Linked DNA regions of Homo sapiens: regions 2 and 3 are each linked to region 1. The links are chromatin loops, found by intact Hi-C in ENCODE. Cell type or tissue: heart left ventricle. All regions are shown on one strand. Links, peaks and the distances in the headings refer to the core of each region. The heading gives the core; the rest is flanking DNA. Region 1 overlaps DOCK8 (dedicator of cytokinesis 8). Region 2 overlaps LOC105375947 (translation initiation factor IF-2-like). Region 3 overlaps KANK1 (KN motif and ankyrin repeat domains 1).

Region 1 (5,000 bases), core at 1-5,000:
GTTTGACAGGTGAGAGCAAAAGCAATGTGCTAAAGATAAATCACTCCCTGGAGAGGAAGGATGGCTAAGCATCTGTAGGACAGGGTCGCCTGCCACCAGGTAACAAGACCTGCCAGCCAGGCTCCCCGGCTACCTTGTTAACGATGCTGTCGAAGGCTCTCTGCAGCTTGCTGTGAGTGAGTGTCAGCTTCCGGAATTCTCGATGCGCTTCTAGGATGGGGATGACCAGCTTGTAGACCTCATTAACTGTCTCATATAAGCCTCCCTTGGAAAGAGGAGAAGAGCATCAGAGAGAATTTAATCCACTGGAAACTTAAGAAGAGCAACCAGAGGTCATTGTCCAAACAATGTGCTGGAGAGTGAATTTATTGTTGTATCACAGTATTTCACAGGGCAAGAAGGGGTATCTGAGCACTTTTGGGACAGTGGTAGCCTTCAAACTGAACTAGACACCTCGCTAAGTAGTCCTGTATGGCGATAAGTAAGGAGAAGAGCTTTCGGGGGAAAAAAAAATACTGGCTGAGTGCAGTGGCTCATGCCTGTAATCCCAGCACTTTGGGAGGCTGAGGCAGGAGGATCACTTGAACCCAGAAGTTCAGATCATCCTAGACACCATAGGGAGACCCCATCTCTGCAAAAAAATTAAAAAATCAGCCAGGTGTGGTAGCATGCTCCTGTAGCCTCAGCTACTTGGGCGGTTGAGGTGGGAGGCTGAGCCCAGGAGGTCAAGGCTGTAGTGAGCCAAGGCTGCATCACTGCACTCCAGCCTGGGTGACAAGGCAAGACGCTGCCTCAAAAACAAAAACAAAAACAAAACAAAACGAAAAGAAAAAACAGGAGAGAAGTTTGGTAGCAGGGACTAACAGCAATTCAGAAAGGCAGTTTTAGTATATTTAAATTTCATCAGAGGTCCTCCTCTAGCCAGATGCTAAATGTATGCCTCCAAAGAGTTAGTAGGATTCTAATTCATTTTGTTGAGTTTGAGGAAAAATGAGAGTATATTAGACATTTTCTGAATCTTGAAAAGGAAAGCAAGAATAGAGAGAAGACAGTTAAAACAATAATTAAAATAAATAAAATTGTAGAGAGGAAACTTGGAAATAAAAACTGGAAAATAAGGATGAGTATAGTATAGATGAAAACAAAATTGGGTCAGCTAAATATAGTAAAGTACTGAATACTTTCTTGGCTTAAAATGTAAAGGAGGAGGGAGATTATTAAAATGAAAACAAGTTGGGCGTGGTGGCTCACACCTGTAGTTCCAGCACTTTGGGAGGCCAAGATGGGCAGATCACTTGAGGCCAGGAGTTTGAGACCAGCCTGGCCAACAGGGTGAAATCCTGTCTCCTCTAAAAATACAAAAAATTGGCCGAGTGTGGTGGTGCACACCTGTAATCCCAGCTACTCATGAGGCTGAGGCAGGAGAGTTGCTTGAACCCTGGAGGTAGAGGCTGCAGTGAGCCATGATTGCACCACTGCATTCCAGCCTGGGCGACAGAGCTAGACTCTGTCTCAAAAAAAGAAAAGAAAATAGACAAGAGTGTTTCCTCTTTGCCCTGAATCTCAATGACTTCATCTCTCTATATATTTTTCTAGTATATATACTAGGAGTGTTTAGATCCAGATTACGTTAACCAGAGGAGTCTCAGTGGTTTCTGTGCCCACATTTCTGTAAGCTGGTCCTGGTCTGTGATGGTCCTTCAGACTGCACAGTGGCTAGGAGGGAAGACACTGTCTGTGTATTCCTCCTCTCTCCTCCCAGTGGTTCCTCCCTAATTTTTTTCTCTCTGAGAGGAAAAACGAGGGAGTGAAAACATGCCTCATCATTTATTGTGTAACCCTGGGCAGGCCATTTCACCTCTCTGTGGCTTAGTTCCACCCCTATTAAATAGAAATAATACTGTGAAACTGCTGCCCAACCAATGAGCATACAGTGAAGCTCAGATCGGCACTGTGATGAAAGGTTATCTCAGCTCCCTTGGGAAGCTCATGCAATTTGCATACATCAAAGTCCTCCCCGGGCCCATCCCCTGCCCCGCACACCCTGGCACGTGTCCTCGGGAAGTGGGGCTGACTGGGCCATTAAGACCAGGTGTTCCCAGCACCCCAAGTCCAGCTGGAGTATGGGAGGCCAGGCCCCGGGATGCCCTCTGGGCACTGACCGTGCTGAAGAGCTCCGCGGCCTGCTCCAGGAGGCCTACCAGGCCACTCTCGGTGAAGTACTGGCCTGCGCACACCCCATCCTCGTCAGGTGACAGGGTGTCCTCAGAGACCACAGACTCCTCCAGCACATTGGAAGAAATATTCTGAAAGAGACCACAGTATAAGCCTGGAGAACAGGGCGACCAGACTAGTAAGAGACCACAGGAACCCCGAATGGGGAAACGAGGAAGCTGGTGTGCAGATCCTTACCAAGACCGTGACTAAACTAGGTCTGTAATTCTACCCCGAGAGTATCTGTCTGCCATTCATTTAGAAGAGGCGCACTGAGCAACTGGTCTTCAAACCTCACGTTTTTCTTTTTAACCATTAGGAGATTTTGTATAAAGGACACTTACCTCAATGTCACAACAGCTGAGTTACTTTAGTGAAACAACCCTAAGGGACATAGGGCTGGTGTCCTGGTTTTCAAAAGGCAAAGACCCAATTAACATTAACTAGGCTCCCTGTTTCACCGAGTGGACCTCTGACTTACAGTGGTGTTTTTCTGAAGTATGTTGCTACTCTGGAGTTGACTCAGATAAACAGCCATGACATACGACAACAGCAAGCGAGGCTGTCTTCATTAAGGAAGTTTTCATGGCATTGCAGCAGTTACTGTGTGTGTGTTTTTGTTCTTCCTGAACATTTTGTTTCCATGCATTTGTTTCCTTTACATAAACTATTGCGTTTAGAGCCTCTAGCAGAGCATGCAGAGACCATGGTTGGGGTGAACCAAATGAGAAACCCAAGACAAAATTTAGAGAGGTACTCGCTTTTAGGGCCATGGAAGTACTGATCTTGTACCCGCTCGACCCTGAGGGTGAGTGCCTCTTCACCCTAGCACTGGCCCTGGCAGTGAATATGTGACAGGTCAAGAATCATTTTCTTCCTAGCTCACAGCTATGGAAGAAATGCATATGAAAAACAGAAGAAATGGGAAACCTTCCCAGTTTAGGGATTACAAACAGGTGGCACACATGCCACTCCTTCCTATTGCTGTAATCATGGCAGGCATAACTAATCAACTGTAGCACTTTTTCCCCAGAGCTTGGACATAGTCTCGAAATTCTTAAGCATAGTTCTCCAGTCAGCCACTACTAACTGATCAGAGTTGGCTTGTGAACTAAAAGCTGTCTGCCTTCTGGCCTGGTTAGCAAGATCATGTGAATCAACCTTAGCAATCAGTCAGGACATAGTTGTCATAGATAGCCCTATCTCTTCACATGCAATACTGTAACGTAGTTTTAGGAATATAGGAGGAGGCTCTCAAAGCCTTTGTGGCCAGTCTTTCTTCCAAACCTGCCCTATGTATTATGATGTTTCTGTGACAACAGAAGATCCAAGAAATTCAGTTGAAAGCATTTAATAACCCAAGATACTAATACTATTAGAATGTATGCAATTTTCCACATTAGAGGAACAGATTTGAAGCTATGTAGCCTCATTAGCTGTAGTCAGAGGAAAAGGATTCTGCAGACTTTCTTGGCTTCAGGATCAGGGAGGTACAAGTAACAGCAGTATCTAAGAATGTGTCCGTATCTACAGTTGTGAAATAAATATTGCACTCTGGGACACAGAATTTCAGTGATCTCAGTTTCCTGGAATTCAGTGACCTCAAAGTTATTTTCCTTGCACATATTTATTTATCTCTAGTTTATAAATCTTTTCCAAAAGCTCTATTTCATTGGAGCAGAACAAGGTTGAAAATTAAAGCACAGAGCATTTGCAAAATCAACACTGGACATCTGTTGTTAATGCTGTCTAGAATTCTTTCCTCCTTCTATAAAGTAAGGCATCCTGATTTAGGGGAAGAAATCACCCATAATTCCAGGTGTGGACCCATGACCCGGGGTCAGTAAATCAGAGCACTCCATTTCTCTGGCCAGTATGGCTGGTTCAGGGATGAGCACAGGATCAGATGTTCAGACAGGATCAGTAAGATGCACTGAGGCTTTCTCTGCAACTGCTAGAAAGGAGGCATCTCTCTTCTCTCCTAGACTTGAACCTAGAGATGTAAACCTAAACTGTGGTGTGGGAAGCCTGTGAAGAATGAAGCTGACACAACAGATGGCAGAGATGGGAAGTGGTGATGACAGTGAGCTCTGCTGACATTGTTTGGGCCCCTAGGTCCAGTATGGCAGGTGCTACTCCAGGCTCACATTCCTCAGACGGGCTGATAAATTCCATTTTTACCTTCTGTCAGTCTGGGTTGGGTGTCCTTTCACTTGCCAGCTACATTTCCAAATTGATTTGGTATGTCCCATTTGAGAGAAGTAAGAATTCACTCATACACATTAATATAATTTGGCTTCTCTTCTGTAGCTGACAACACCTAACTCATTGCCTCCTCTACATCAAGAAGCCCTCACACTTCAGTTTCTTCTGCCTTCCTTTTCACCTTCTTCACCCTTCCCTGACCCACAGGGCCTGGACCATAAATGCTCACAATATCTTGTGCCTCTTTATAACAGTATTTCTCATAATTATAACTGAACAAAGATTGGAATAATTAGTTATATTACGTCTCTCTGGTTAGAATGTAACGTTCATGAGGACAGAATAAGTATTCAATAAATATTCTCTAAAAGAAGGAATCAATGGATAAATATATGTGAACAGATAGAGCTGTATGCCCCCATGTCGGAATAATGTGGAATATTTCTGTTGATTGTGTAATAATGATTCACTTTGGCATGTCATTATTAGCAAATCAACTGAATTCTAGGTAAAATTAGAACAGTAAGGCTTACTAAATATAAAAGTCAATAATGAAATGCAATTGATATTTAAGTGATAAA
Region 2 (8,154 bases), core at 1,282-6,281, 57 kb before region 1:
GGACACTGAGGTTGTTCCACTTTGGGCTATTATTAATAATGCTGCTATGAATATTCAAGTGCATGTTTTTGAATAAACATGTTTTCCTCTCTCTTAGGTATGTATCTAGGAATGGAATTTCTTGGTCATATGATAACTCTGCGTTTAACTTTTTTTTTTTTTTTGAGACAGAGTCTTGCTCTGTTGCCCAGGTTGGAGTGCAGTGGTGTGATCTCGGCTCACTGCAAGCTCCGCCTCCCAGGTTCATGCCATTCTCCTGCCTCAGCCTCCCGAGTAGCTGGGACTACAGGCGCTCGCCACCACGCCTGGCTAATTTTTTTTTATTTTTAGTAGAGACAGGGTTCCACTGTGCTGGCCAGGATGGTCTTGATCTCCTGACCTCGTGATCCACCCTCCTCGGCCTCCCAAAGTGCTGGGATTAAAGGCGTGAGCCACCTCGCCCAGCCAACTCCATGTTCAACTTTTTGAGGAACTACCAAACTGTTTTCCAAAGTAGCTATACACTTTTAGATTCCTGTTAACAATGTATAAGGGTCCTAATTTCTCCAAATCTTTGCCAACAGTTGTTGTTATCCTCTTTTTGATTATAGATATCCTAGTGGCTATGAAGTAGTATCTCACTGTGGCTTTAATTTGCTTTTCTCTAAGACTAATTATGTTGAGAATTCGTATTGGCCATTTGTATATTTTCTTTGGAGAAATGTCCATTCACATCTTTTGTCTATTGTTAAATTAGATTATGTGTCTTTTTATTATTGAATTGTAAGAAGTCTTTATTCATATCTGATAAGTGATACTAGTCTTTATCTGATATATGATTTAAAATATTTTCCTCCATTCTGTCAGTTGTGGGTCACAAGGAGGACTATCCTACTGACAGCATGCCCATGTTTAGAACCTTTCCTCTCCCTCCTTTCTCATCAAATCTAATTTGTCTTGTGTCCATTGTCTCAGAATTCAGTTAAGCTAATCTAGTATTAATACTGAACATGACCACGCGTTATACAAGCTTTGTAGTTAAAGAGCATCTGCCCTGGTTCCGAGTTTCACCCCATCAGCCCATTTCTGTAGTAGACCTTCGTGTGGTGCAATTAGTTATCTGCTAAATACTTGGAATTGTGTGCAAATAGCAATAGCCCAACTGTTGAATCTCCCCAAGCCTCAAGTTTCTTGTCTGTAAAATGGCAGTAATACCTACCTGTGCCTCTTTCATTAAGTTGCAGTAAGGATCAAACCTCACAGAGTAAGTTGGATCAGAATGAGCCTTGGGTATGCTGCAGGTAGAAATCTCGTGCCCTGAGTTTCCCATCAGGGCCTAAGAGGGTATATGGCAGCAAGGAAGCAAGTCAGGAGGGAGCAAGGAAGACACCCCAGCGAGAGATCCCCGAAGTCATACCAGACCTTTGGGACGGATGGAACTGGGGTGGTCCCTAGAAGTAATTTTCTTCTTTATACTCTTGTGTGTGTGGGTGTGTGTGTGTGGGGGGTTAATACAGGGTCTCACTCTGTCGCCCAGGCTGGAGTGCAGTGGCACAATCACGGCTCACTGCACCCTTGACCTCCCGGGCTCAACTGATCCTCCTACCTCCGCTTCCCAAGTAGCTGGGACCACAGGCACACGCCACCACGCCTGGCTAATTTTTTGTATTTTTTGTCAAGACAGGTTTTGCCATGTTTCCCAGGCTGATCTCAAACTCCTGAGCTCAAGCAATCTGCCCACCTCAGCCTTCCAATTTATACTCTCCTTAATTTCATTTAAAAAAATGGTTATATACTACAGTTATAATTAAGGGTTTTTTGAAAGTTTTTGTCCTTCTCAAATATTTTACAGAGCTGTGAGAGAAGAATTCTTGAACATTAAATGGAAGTCATGGTGGCAAGAGTGTGAGTGTGAGTGTGTGTGTGTGTGTGAAGAGTCACATGCATACCTGAGCACCAATGAGTCTCCCTCAGAGAAAAGGTGAACTGGGGAGGGCGTGCACAGTGGGACAGCTGGATTTGCTACCTGCAGATCCTTTCCAACGCCAACCTTGGAGGCTTGAGATTTACTAAGGAAAGCTGTGTGTTCCCTCACCCTTGCCCATGGTCATACTGCCCTTAAGGAGTCTTCTTTTCCTTTTTTTCTTTTTTTTGAGACTAAATGTTGAAGGAAAAGACCTAATTTATCACAACTTGCATATGATAGCCCCACACTTCTGGTTCCTGGAAACAACTGTTTGAAAGGAAAGGAAAGGACACATTGGTTCATTTGCTTTAGTTATTTTAAAAATCAAGTTACAATTCTGTTTACATTAAGCTGGAACCCTGTATGAATACATTTTCTCCGTGGCTGAAGGACATAATTCTAGTTCAGGAAATTGAGCTAAGAGTAATCTTCATTCATAATTATAATTATTATATCATTGTTACTATTATAAAATATTTATAGAGCATTCAGAATGTGTATGTCATTCTACTAGGATCCTAAGTAGAGGGATTATGTGTACAAACCTGTCCCTGCAGATCCACTTTATTTAGAACATTTATTTATTTATTTACCAAATATTTATTGAAGGCCTGCTGTGCTGAAAGTGCTGGGTTAGGCTTCATAAAGGACAAAAATAAGAATAATCCCAAGAAACTATCTGTCCTTTAAAGGGAGATGATACATGTGCAAAAACAACTTGTAATGCTATTAGACTTTGGCTTGAGAGACATATAAAATGTTGTTATAACTAAAACAAGAATATAATTTTATTTCTTTCATTTATTTATTTATGAATTTATTTATGTATTTATTTATTTTGAGATGGAGTCTTGCTCTGTTGTCCAGGCTGGAGTGCAGTGGCACGATCTCAGCTCACTGCAACGTCCACCTCTCAAGTTCAAGCAATTCTTCCACCTCAGCCTCCCGAGTAGCTGGCACATACAGGCATATGTGCCACCATGCCCAGCTAATTTTTGTATTTTTAGTAGGGATGGGATTTGACCCTGTTGGCCAGGCTGGTCTGGAACTCCTGGCCTCAAGTGATCCGCTCGCCTCGGCCTCCTAGAGTACTGGGATTACATGCGTGAGTCATTGCACTTGGCCAAGAATGTAGTTTTAATAATCAATAATTCTTATTGAGAGCTTACTTCCATGCTTGGCACTGTAGTTAAGTGTGTTCTCTGAACCAATTTACTTCTCCTGTAAGGTAGTCATGATTATTATCTACAGTTTGCAGACAAGAAGAATGGGGCTCACAGAGGTTCAAATAGCTGCAAGAAGCCACAGTGCCAAGTGGTAGAGGCAGAATTTGAACCCAGGTTGCTGGAGGCCAGAGCCAGAAGTCCACCCTGACCCCTTCCAGCTGGGACAGTGTATGCATTGTGGTGTGTGTGTGTGTGTGTGTGTTTAATTATGCTAGTGATGATAACTTTACACTGAGTCACTGTCACTGAAGCTTTTCTTCCTCAGCAAGGAAACCCTGACCTGGTGACCTTTTGATCTTAACCTTATAGCACCATTCTCTAACCCAGCAGGTTTCAAACAACTGAGCTGTCATTTGAGCCTCAGAGCCTTTTCATCAGACAAACTTTAATGGGAGATAAAAATGAAGGTTTTTCTGAACGAAGCTGAATGGGGCTGGGGTGGGGTGGAGGGAGTCTTCCAAGGGAGGCAAGGCATTGCGGGGAGGAAAAGAGACTGCGCCACATGATTATCACAGCTGAAGCCAAATACACTGATGTCAATAAAACCTCATGACCTGATGAAGTTTTAGAGTTAGTTATATTCAATGCTCCTTGATATATGAAGTGCAGCTGCCTTCAATCATGATTTTTTTTTTTAACGTTGAAGATAGCATGCTTACCTAGTGGTCCTCAACACTTTGTCAGGAAGGTGGGTAAAGTCAAAAGTTGAGCACCAAAACCAGCCAATCTGAAGAAACTAAGTTGGAGGCACGATGGCTCTCTGCTCATAGGATCTGGTTACGTAAGAGTCTTTTATTGAAGGCTGTATTTGATTGAGACCTGGTATCTCTAACATAGTCCCGAATTTCAACAAAGAACGGTTAAGTCAACTTTTTTCTTCTAGCCATGATTGTAGAGTCTGACAAAGGACAGCCAGAGGAGGGGAGGAGAATGCTGAAAGAGAAGGAGGCAGAAACTCATAGTCTGGGGACAATGACTTTAGTGCAGGAGGACCTTCTCCGAAATTCTGCTTTGATACTTGGAGCCAAGGCAATTACTTACAGGATTTTTCCAAAGCTTTATTGTCAGCTGTCATTCCTGTATTTCTCTAGGAAACACACAGAATTCTAGAAAGTTATTATCTAAACAAGTAAGTTCACCTAGTTACTTTGCACTTGCTGTCTTAGGTTAGCCTTGTATTTGCTCACTTATTTAACAAATGCATGTGTTCAATATTTGTTCACGGTCTATGTACTTTAAGAGGACTTGCCCCTTCTGTGTTATCTGTGTTTTATGTATCTAAGAGAGCTGATCTATTTAACTTTCACTACACTGCCCAGCTAATTTGCACTATTTTTATTGTGCCAGTTATTATTTTGAAAAACTGGAATTTAAATTCCAACAAAAGGGACTGTTTGAGGTGGTGTGACATACAGTAGCGGGGCAGGATGCTATACAGCCAGTATAGATCCACTTCTGAGAAGGCTTCTTGGCTCTTCTAAGGAGACTCAGCAGCTCACATGGTTGTTGGCAAAAGGCTTGTCACGTGTATTGCTCCATAGTGCTGCCCATGACATGGCAGCTGGTTTCCCCCAGAGCAAGTGGGGAGAGAGAGAAAGTTAGAATGACCAAGATGGTAGCACAATGCCTTTTATAATCTAATCTCAGAAGTGATATACCATTGCTTCTGCTATATTCTATCATCACACAGACCAAACCAGGTACAAAAGGGACTATTGGAGGTAGCGTGGTTACACAGTAACAGGGGAGAATTCTATACCGCCAGTATAAATGCTAAGAATCTTGTACTCTATTGGTATACATGAAATAATTCTAAGAGGAAAAATCAGATATGAAGTAGGATGTATACACTGATAACAATTATATAAAAAATGAATGCTTGTAAACTACCAAGGATCAGTGAAGATCTTTAAAGATCAAAAATGATAGAATTGGGCTTGAGCCCAATAAATTCTTTATATTCAAAAGTTTATGAAAACTTAAAATGTATTGCTGGGTGCGGTGGCTCATGCCTGTAATCCCAGCACTTTGGGAGGTCAAGGCAGGCGGATCACGAGGTCAGGAGTTCCAGACCAGCCTGGCTAACATAGTGAAACCCCATCTCTACTAAAAATACAAAAATTAGTGGGGCATGGCGGTGTGCACCTGTAATCCCAGCTACTCAGGAGGCTGAGGCAGGAGAATCGCTTGAACCCGGGAGGTGTAAGTTGTGGTGAGCCGAGATCGCACCATTGCACTCCAGCCTGGGCAACAAAGCAAGACTCCATCTCAAAAGAAAAAAAAATGTATGTAAACTATTAGTATTTATTGCTACATAAATTGCCGGCCAGGCGCGGTGGCTCATGCCTGTAATCCCAGCATTTTGGGAGGCTGAGGTGGGCAGATCACCTGAGGTCAGGAGTTCAAGACCAGCCTGGCCGACATGGTGAAACCCTGTCTCTACTAAAATACAAAAATTAGCCAGGCGTGGTGGTGTGTAGCTGTAATCCCAGCTACATGGGAGGCTGAGGCAGGAGAATTGCTTGAGCCTGGGAGGTAGAGGTTGCAGTGAGCCGAGATCACCCCACTGCACTCCAGACAGAGCTAGACTCCATCTCCAAAAAAAAAAAAAAAAAAGCAAATTACCCCAAAACTAGCAGCATGAGACTATAAATGTTTATCATTTCACATAGTTCCTGAGAACCATCCAGTGAGCTGCTTCACTGGATGGTTCTGGCTCACAGTCTCTGATAAGGTTGCAATCAGAATGTCACTGGGGGCTTCTGTCATTTGAAACCTTGACCAGGGCTGGTGGATCCACTTCTGAGAAGGCTTCTTCACTCTTCTAAGGAGGCTCAGCAACTCACATGGTTGCTGGCAAAAGGTTTGTCACGTGAACTGTCCCATGACATGGCAGCTGGTTTTCTCCAGACCAAGTGGGGATGGAGAGAAAGACAAAAAGAATGACCAAGATGGTGGCTGCAATGTCTTTTATAACCGAATCTCAGAAGTGACATACCATCACTTCTGCCATATTCTATGGTCGCACAAACCAACCCTGGTACAATATGGGAAGGGACTGTACAAGGATGTGAATATTCAGAGACAGGGAGGCCGGCTACCAGGCCACAGCTGGTTTTCTTTTCTTTTTTTTTTTTTTTTTGAGACGGAGTTTTGTTCTTGTTGACCGCCCAGGCTGGAGTGCAATGGCACGATCTCAGCTCACCGCAACCTCTGCCTCCTGAGTTCAAGTGATTCTCCTGCCTCAGCCTCCCGAGTAGCTGGGATTACAGGTAAGGGTCACCACGCCCGGCTAATTTTGTATTTTTAGTAGAGACAGGATTTCTCCATGTTGGTCAGGCTGGTCTCGAATTCCCGACCTCAGGTGATCCACCCGCCTCGGCCTCCCAAAGTGCTGGGATTATAGGCATATGACACCGCACCTGGCCACAACTATTAATAACAATAAGATATTTTTTCTCAAAAGCATGTTTTGGTTATTAAATATATATTTCAAATATACATTTAAATGCATATTTCAATATATTTAATCTTAAACTTTTCAAATAATAATAAATAATGATATTTACTTAGTACTTTCTATATGCCAATCACTATGTTAAGCATGTGATGTGAGACTGTCTCTCACAGACAGCCTCACAGTTGTCCAGGCAACCCTTAACAGCTCTAAAGGATGCATTTATTAGTTGCCTCATTTTACAGAAAGGAAACCTGAAGCACAGAGAGGTTTAAGTAACCTGCCCAAGGACACACATCTAGTAAGTAAATCAGCATATAAACCCAGAGCTATCCACGTAAGTACCGACAGCATGGCTAAGCTATACTGATTCTCTCTAGTCAGTTTTGTGAAATAAATCTCTAACTATCGATGCTTTGCAAGTTAAGTACTATCATTCTATTTAAGCAGTTAAGGATTTCCCTACAGTCACAGAGTAAATAAACTAAGACTCAAAACTGGAAGTTAGGTTTGTGGAGTTCTGTCACAATTATGATGACAATAATGACTCTGTCTTTTCTCCTACTACTCTCCTCTTCCCTGTCTCCTGTCCAGCCACGTTGCCTCCTGGCTGTTCCTGGAACACTCCAGGTATGTTCCTTGCATTAGTCTGTTTTCACACTGTTGATAAAGACATACCCAAGATTGGGTAATTTACAAAAGAAAGAAGTTCAATAGACTTACAGTTCCATGTAGCTGTGGAGGCCTCAAAATCATGGCGGAAGGCAAGGAGAAGTAACTCACGTCTTACTTGGATGGCACCAGGCAAAGAGAGGGCTTGTGTAGGGAAACTCCCATTTTGAAAACCATCAGATCTTGTGAGACTTAATCACTATCACAAGAACAGCATGGGAAAGACCCACTCCCGTGATTTGATTACCTCCCACCGGGTTCCTTCCACGAAATGTGGGAATTGTAGGAGTTATAATTCAAGATGAGATTTGGGTGGGGACACAGCCAAACCATATCACTCCTGCTTTAGGTGATTTGTGTTTGACGTTTCCCTTTTCTCGCCCCAAATCAGCATGCTCCTTCTTTCTCTCCTGTCCACAAATGTCACCTCCCCAGAGAGGCCCACTATCACCATGCTATTTAAAATTGCACTCCAGGCCGGGCACAGTGGCTCACACCTGTAATCCCAGCACTTTGGGGGGCCGAGGAGGGTGGATCACGAGGTCAAGACATTGAGAGCATCCTGGGCAACATGGTGAAATCCCATCTCTACTAAAAAATACAAAAATTAGCTGGGCGTGGTGATGCACACCTGTAGTCCCAGCTACTCAGGAGGCTGAGGCAGGAGAATTGCTTGAACCCGGGAGGCGGAGGTTGCAGTGAGCTGAGATCATGCCACTGCACACCAGCCTGGTGACAGAGCAAGACTCTGTCTAAAAAAAAAAAAGAAAATGCACTCCAGGAGTGGGCACGGTGGTTTACATGTGTAATTCCAGCACTTTGGGAGGCCGAGGTAGGAGGATTACTTGAGCCCA
Region 3 (8,154 bases), core at 1,775-6,774, 110 kb before region 1:
GGAGCGTCTGGAGCACAGGTGAGAGTAACCATTATAAACGGTCCTCACCATTGTCCCAGCCATCCAGAATAACCAGCTAACTTCACAGAGTTAAGAGGTAAACACTTTCAGATCAGTTGGGTTCACAGATGTGCAATATTGTCAGATGAAAAGTAAATTCAACATCTTCCTGGTTTCCAAAGGCAGAATCAAGAAAAACCTGAAAAACAACTGCGGACCCTCTGAATTTAAACTGACAGCTAACTTCAGATTCAAAATTTGGGAATCACGCCTATAAAACCAAGCAAACTAGTAGATTGACTCTGGTATGAAACACCATCATGGGTAACAGCCCTGCCTCCCATCTACTCAATCTGGACAAAAAGAGGGAAACAGGCAAATGTGTGTGTCTTCTGCTTGCCCTTATTCTTCATCTTTCCACTTTTATTGTAACTGCGAAAAGCCCCAGGCAACAGAGGGGGAGAGCTGCCTGAGCTTCTTATGACAATCTGGTTATACTGAGCCACACATGTTGTATTAACCATGAATTGACACCCCAACCCACATCATGTTCCTCATTCATTCCCATCCATTTTCCATCTTGGCTTTCCTCCCTGACCCATCTCTTTTTCTGCTTTCCTTTACTTTCTACCACTCAACTTCTCTCAAGATGTGAGGCACAAAGATACAGCAGAAAGAGGGCTGGATTTAAAGACTCCTGGAGCCTTTTCCTGGAGAAACTGCTAAAACATATCACAGGAAATTATTCTGGAGTCTGGGAAAAAGAAGACTTTAATAAAGTATAGACAGTTCGGAGAAAGAATGGAAAAAGAAATAGGATGAAATGAAATTGTTAGGAAGAAAAGATGCCTGGGCCTTACGCTCATAATTAACCTTGTAACTCCCACACCGCCAAACATCTACAGTGAAGAGCTTGTGTATCTTCTTAGGCTGCTGGCCACTACCTTGCACGTGAGAGAATTTAATCCAACAAAGAAGAACAAATCACTTTCTGACAATGGTGTAATGTTTTTGTTTTATTAGAGACAGGGTCTCCCTCTGTTGCTGAGGCTGGAGTGCAGTGGCGCGATAACTCATTGCGGCCTCAAACTCCTGACCTCAACCAATCCTCCCACCTCAGCTTCCCAAATTGCTGGGATTATAGCTGTGAGCCACGCCACCTGGCGTGGTGTTTTGATAAGATACCTTATCTGTTCTTGCTGTTTAGCTCAAAGAAATATACTGTTCGAGATCTGCAATCAGGCTTCATGTACGGATGCAGGGAAAAAGGAGTGGCTAGGCACTGTATTATTAAATAAGAAGGAGGTTTTTTTGGTAATAAACACCCTATAACGGCTTTCATAAAACCCAGTTAAGATTGGAGCTTTAGAATTACCAATATCCAAAACAATACTTAAAATTACAGTATCCCTGGGGGGAGGGGAGGCGGTTGGGGTGGGGGAACCTACCACAGACTGTCTGCTTATTTATCCCACCTGCAATGTGATTGCTTGCAAACAGGTAACTCGTGATTCTGAATAATTATCCTGCATCCAACCCAGTGGTGTTGCGACTGCTGACATTCCTCACGAGAAAGCAAGTCCTTGCTTTGAAAGGTGTCAGTTATGTGGAAAGGACCAAAACCCACCTCAGTGTCCCCAGTGTTAATTCTCCTTTGTATATTACCCTAGGGAACTTTCTGACCACTGCCCCCTCAACCCAGGACTTTGTGCGTGCCACCCCCCAACCTCCATTAAGGTTCATTTTACCCTCTGGAAGCTAGAGGGAAATGAAAGCAGTCCCAGGAAGAACCGGGCTTATTTCCTCCACACAGACAATAACCGCCACCTGCGTGAGGATTTACGCACCAAACCGTCCCCTCACCCCGCTTCATAGTTCCTATGTCATACAGTCACAGCCACTCATACCTCAGAGGACGAGGAGGAGAAAGGACAAAGGGGCCAGGTGGCTTGGGCAGAGGGAGGAAAAGGTGGCTTCTCTTTCACACTCCCACAATACAGCTATTGCCGGTGGAAGCCAGGCTGCTCCCCATCTCGGGCTGTGTTGAGACAGCTGTTGGAGCCAGAATAGGAAAAGGAAGGAAAAAACTGTCCTCCCTAAGGACTGCTAGTTTTTTATTTTGAAGGAAGGAAAACTGCTTAACATGAACGGGACCCCGTCTTGAAGCACTGTGGAGCTTTCATCTATCAGTTTAGTTCTATCCTGCCATGAACCAATCCTTGGCAATTCTCACTAGCAAGCTGGAGAGCCTGAACATGAACGAAGTCAGCCATAGGAGGAGGCCATTGTTGACTCTTTCCCAAAGGGCACAGTCAGTGACAGGGGTCTTCGGCAGGCACCTGGCACACAGTCACATCCACTACAGGAAGTCAGCGGGGAGACCTTACAGGAAGGTTCTGGGAGGGGGTCTTCTCTACTCTCTCAGGCGGACTGCGAGGACTGTCAAAGGAAGAGTGAGGAAGAAATAAAATCAGAGAAGGTGAAAAGCTGAAAATTCACACAGGTTTCTTTGTCCTGTTTTTCTGTGGAAGAAGTAGAAAAAAAAAAAGAAAAGAAACTTTAGAATTATTGGTGGAATTATAATGAAAAAAGGTAACCTTACATGACCATATCTATAATTTCATGCAATGATAGTTCTTTGACCAGACCATAAAATTTCTGTCATTTATATATTTGCATTTATTGTCCCCCTCTCTTATTTTATTTTTTAAAAATAAAGATAGGGTGTTACTATGCTGCCCAGGCTGGTCTCGAACTCCTGGACTCAAGCAATCCTCCCATCTCAGCCTCCCAAAGTGCTGGGATTACAGGTGTGAGCCACTGTGCCTAGCCTCTATTTTATTTTTATTACATAAACATAACGTGGTCATTATAAAACTTTAAAAATCTTGATAAAAAAATTTTAATTAAATTCAATTCCCAGAGAAACTATGCAATTAACATTTTAGTATATCCTTTCATTTTTTCTATACACACATAAAAATACACGATGGGTTAGTTGGTAGGGGTGTTTGTTTATAAAAATTTCCTATATTACAACTATTGGAATTTTTTCACAGAAGTCACAAATATCTGTTTGTGCAAACAAATGTCTGCTTTCTTTTCTTAAACATTCTTGAGAAACACCCCTGCTATTTAGCGTTAAAGTCATCCCAGAAAGCATGTGAGGGCATCTGTACGTGCTGCTGAGAGTTTAAAAGCCAAAGAAGTAAGTACCAAGTTCACGTACAACAATAAAAAGCTCAGGAACCCCCCAACTATCTCACTGACAAACCTTCAGGAAGCCCTCCTGAGTTAATACCTAAAATAACACCAAGAAAAAGCTGGGACTCTTCCCTGGCGGATCTTTTGAAGTGAGAAAAATCTTTTGTAACCACTTTTACTGAAGATGTGTAATGTGGTTTAGAATGACTGCTGATACTAAGGTTTAAGAATTATCTTACTTTCCCTTATTTATCCATAATACATATTATTTTCTCTAGAAATCCTAAGGAATTTTTTAGTACTAATGTAATAAAAGGATTTGGCCAAACCATGAAATACATGAGAAATAGTTTTCCTAACTATAGAAAACCATATGCTATCATAGTTATGAAGGAAGATTATGGATTTCATGGTATAGACAACTTAAACAGATGTTTATCAACACTTCCTGCAGTCCTAAAGAAAAAAAACATAAAAAAAAGTCAGATGATCTCAGGCTTCTTAAATTACATGATGAAAGACTGCCATAATCAGAAATAAAGTTTAACATCAACATCCTTCAGCCTAAAACTTACCACTTTTTGTCCACCACCACCTTCCTCTTTCACAGCATGGGCTAGTCCACTGCAGAAATGTGTTTTACTATTTTGTGGAGTGCCAGACCAAGCAGTTATACAGAGACACAAGAAAAGCATGCTCATACCGTTTATATAATGGTACCCACCATGCAGGAAGAGAATTCTTATCACTAGCCCTATCTTTGAAACCATGTGAAAGACAATTTAATAGAAAGAGGCCTAAAATATATCTGCATAGAGTAATTCAGAAGGGAATGTGCCCACAACCAAGGCTTGCCTATCTCAGATTCAACATGGCCAGCAGTTTATTTTAATCCGTCTCCCCATCACCATCTTTAAATTAAGACACTTCCTGTTTTTAACCCAGTCTCATTGCTTGCACACACTGTGCCAAATCTTAATACTCAAGCTCGTTTTCATTCTTGCACAGGCTTTAGATTTACACATCGTTGCGGGGTAAAATATTTCTGAAAACAGAAAAGGCAACTTTGCTCTTCAAACTTACCCAGGGCTTTCCGAGACAGTTCTGTGAATTCAAGTCCTTCCCCATTGACAAAATGTTACTGTAGACTTTCTTGTTAATTGAACCCAAGATACTGCCAGCCTGACGTTAGAGGGGCTCACAAAACTTAGCCAGCAACCTTTTGTACTGAGCAAAACACAGATTATCAAATGAGCAGCCAGCATGTCTAAGGGACTCTCGTGCTGCAATGTGAGAAGGCTGAAAAAGAACACCAACAGAGGGAGCTGCTAATTAATTCTCCTCCTCCGCATCAGCCCCAAATGTTTCAAACAACAACCGATCTGGGAACACAATTTTGACATTGTTGAGATAATGACCTGATTTGTTCCCAAAATGCTGGGAGAGCTGCTGCAACCCTATCTGGTGAGAACCATTTGTACTCTTTCCTTCCCAAAGCCAGAGTAGGCTCATTTCCAAAGACAAGGAATACTTCCTGTCTTTTTTCCAAGCCTGACAGTCAAGGGGCTAACTATGCATTAGAGCCTTATCAACATAGCACTCAAGTATGGGCTACTTTAGATTAGCCCGTACTTGGTTGCCAAAATAGAATTTCCTGACAGATACTATTAAAATACAGATGTTTTACAGTGTGCCCAGAAACAGAAATAAGGACACAAGATTGCCTTGCATTACAGAATTTACTGCTTGGGGGAGTGGGGGTGGGAGAGGGAATAGTGAAAATGGCTACATAAGAATAAACAAATGAAAACCTATAACATGATGAGTAAGAGTTCTATGGTAGAGAGGTAGGAGAGGCAAGGTGAAAACTGCCACAAGCAAATGAGACTGCAGCAAAGTATGTAAGGAGCCTGTTCTCAGGTCCACCCACCTCCAGCTATCACCCTCTCTGACCGCCTTTTCCCATGAGCCTGAAAGGGTCACAGACACCAGCGTTTCTCAGCACAACTGGTGTTTGGGGCTGGATAATTCTTTGTTGTCAGGGGTTGTCCTGGACACTGCAGAGTGTTTAGCAGCATCTCTGGCCTTTACACACTAGATGACAGTAGCACCTACCCTCTCTGATTCAGCTATAACAATCATAAATTTCTTCGGATATTGCCAAATATTCCCTGGGAGGCAACATTGCCTTCGATTGAGAAGTGCAGATATATCCTAGGCCACCACGCATGGAAGGTGTATTCTGCACACTAAACAAGTGCACCCAGCTAAGGTGGCACATAAGAGCTGAAGTCCCATGCACGGTCCACTCACCAAGCCAGGGACTGTGTCCATCCAGAAAGGCACACATTTTCTAATGTCTTCAAAGGCTCTGTACTGGCAGGGTGTGGTGGCTCACACCTGTAATCCCAGCACTTTGGAGGCCAAGGCGGGTGGATCACTTGAGGTCAGGAGTTCGAGACCAGCCTGGCCAACATAGCAAAACCCTGTCTCTACTAAAAATACAAAAAAATTAGCCGGGCATGGTGGTGCATGCCTGTAATCCCAGCTACTTGGGAGGCTGAGGCAGAAGAATCACCTGAACCCGTGAGGCAGAGGTTGCAGTGAGCCGAGATCGAGTCACTGCGCTCCATCCTGGGCGACAGAGCAGCGAGACTACATCTCAGGGAATTTAAAAAAAAAAAAAAAAAAAAAAAAAAAGGCTCTGTACAGGCCAACAGTACTGCATCTCCATATGCTGTCACGCTGCCATGAAGTCCCTGAAAGTTCTTGTTGCTAAGCCCAGCAAAATGACTCAATTCTCTTGGCTCTGCAGGAGCTAATGCTGGTAACCACTGCCTCCTTGAAAAGCACCCATGAAGATTTCCTCCACCCTTTCTGTCCATTCCTCCTCAGTCTCCTTTGCAGGTTGCTCTTCAGAGTTCTGCCCTAAGCCCTCTTCTGCTCCCCCACCTCTAACTAGGTGATCTTATCACCTCATCCGCTGCAGTTACTATCCACATGGGAAAGACTCCCAGAACTCAATTCATTCTGCTCTTTCTCTTTTCTGAACTTCAAATGCAGGGTTCAAGCTCACATTTCCCCTTCAATGATCTGTAGATGCTTGAACTCAATCTGTCCATAAATGAGCTCATCCATCTGCCCTCCCAAACCTCCCAGGCTTCCTTTCACTGAGTAGCAGCCAGATCCTCCCAGAAGTCTGGGCACTGGGCTTGATGTTTGCCTCTCCCCATTCAATCAACTCACAGAGATTCTCCTCCTCAACCGCCATACTGAGTAGCAGCCAGATCCTCCCAGAAGTCTGGGCACTGGGCTTGATGTTTGCCTCTCCCCATTCAATCAACTCACAGAGATTCTCCTCCTCAGCCGCCATTTGTCCCCTTTTTCTAGCCCCAAGGTCAGCTCAGGCTACAGTGTCTCTCACTGGGGGATTACTGCAGGTGCCTCCGTTCTCAGGCCATCCTCACATACCCAAGCTGGAGGGATTCCTCCAGCCAGCACTTCACCTACCAACTTAAAACTTGCCAGTGATTTCCCACAACTCTTGAGATAAAGTTTAAAATTTCTTAACAGTTTACCAGGCCCTTTATGACCTACCCTCCCACCCCCACCCAATAATCACACACTAAACTCTCTTTGGTTCTAAACACAGGATGCTCCCCCTCCTCTCCTCTTCCCCAAGTCTACCACTTCACCTGGCGAACTCCACCTCACCCAACAGGTTTCAGCTTCAACTACGACCTCCACCTCCCATTAATGTTCCCAGTATGAAGCGCCCATAACAGCCCGTACTTCCCCTATCAGAGCGCTTACTCTGCATATCTGTCTGGTTCCCCAGCGAAATATGTTACGTCCTCACTTTGCATCATCCATCAGCTTTGGCCTCACTTATTCCTCCACATAGTGTTTGTTGGCCGGTCCATCTATTAATTGCTCATCTCAAATTTGTTATGGCTCATCAGCAATAGTGAAGATAAGAAGTACGAAGACTACAGAATGCCCCTCTCTGCACCAGATGCGGTAGTGATGTTAAAATACATACATGACACAGAACTAGCCCTCAAATATATTAAAGTGGGGAAATGACATAAGAAGTTAACAGGGCCAGGTGCAGTGGCTCTTGCCTGTACTCCTAGCACTTCGGGAGGCCAAGTGGGGGGTGGCTTGCTTGATTCCAGGAGTTCGAGACCAGTCTGGGCAACATGGCAAAACCCTGTCTCTACAAAAAATAAAAAAATTAGCCGGGTATGGTGGTGCACACCTGTGGTCCCAGCTACTCAGGAGGCTGAGGTGGGAAGATCACTTGAGCCTAGGAGATGGAGGTTGCAGTGAGCCATGGTCATGCCACTGCACTCCAGCCTGGGCAACAGAACATTGTCTCAAAAATAAAAAATAAAATAATAAAATAAAATAAAATAAAATAGAACATGAAATGTTATATTTACTAAGCAAATAAAGATAGCGTAAGAAAATAGCCAGGTAGGTAGGAAACAAAAAACTGAGAAATTATCAGGATTAAAGAGATATGATATGGAGCCTCCTAATAGAGAAGCCCTGGATTTGGATTCAGATTTTGAAGACGGTAAGGGGCAAAACAACAGGCATAGAAATTAACTAGAGAAATGTCAAGTCTTGCAACAATCAACTACTTTTTTAAATCAATTAGAGTTATGTTTTTTCAAGTGGAAACTTTGTAAACTGCTGCTAGTTTTCCATCTGCACTGACAGCATAATGCACAATGGTCATTTTCTGGTGAAATGAGAACAAGTCATTGAGATCTGTACTGACTTCCGTAGAAGGACAAACACGCAGTAGTGTGTCTTCTGAAGCTTGCGGATTTTCAATTTTTTTTTTTTTTTTTTTTGAGACAGAGTTTCACTCTTGTTGCCCAGGCTGGAGTGCAATGGTGTGATCTTGATTCACTGCAACCTCCACTTCCTGGGTTCAAG

The links. Peaks named below come from ENCODE experiments on the same cell type or tissue, not always from the same donor. Only the 100,000 strongest peaks of a DNase experiment are listed, where the experiment ranks them.
Region 2: it touches region 1 in a loop (2.1-fold over the local background); 11 of 110 quality-filtered maps call a loop at or near these places.
Region 3: a loop joins it to region 1, with 2.1 times the contacts of the local background. A loop is called at or near these places in 3 of 110 quality-filtered maps.

Annotation. Positions count from the first base shown.
Region 1 is chr9:436,551-441,550 of GRCh38, reverse strand. It overlaps DOCK8 (dedicator of cytokinesis 8), which reads right to left. Exons shown (of 48, transcript NM_203447.4): 40 at 2,163-2,306; 41 at 134-265. Among named protein-coding and RNA genes, the nearest start is that of DOCK8-AS2, 31 kb to the left of the region's middle. In heart left ventricle, for the core only: no CTCF peak of the experiment used is centred there; a DNase peak (open chromatin) is centred at 2,060; H3K27ac peaks cover 1,680 bases.
Region 2 is chr9:491,188-499,341 of GRCh38, reverse strand. LOC105375947 (translation initiation factor IF-2-like) reads left to right here. Exons shown (of 4, transcript XM_047424276.1): 4 at 1-88. It also overlaps a transcript of KANK1 not described here. Among named protein-coding and RNA genes, the nearest start is that of KANK1, 9.4 kb to the left of the region's middle. In heart left ventricle, for the core only: no CTCF peak of the experiment used is centred there; no DNase peak of the experiment used is centred there.
Region 3 is chr9:543,475-551,628 of GRCh38, reverse strand. The region is part of intron 1 of KANK1 (KN motif and ankyrin repeat domains 1); the gene reads right to left. Among named protein-coding and RNA genes, the nearest start is that of KANK1, 43 kb to the right of the region's middle. In heart left ventricle, for the core only: a CTCF peak has its summit at 4,511 (motif pointing right); no DNase peak of the experiment used is centred there; H3K4me3 peaks cover 2,007 bases; H3K27ac peaks cover 3,868 bases.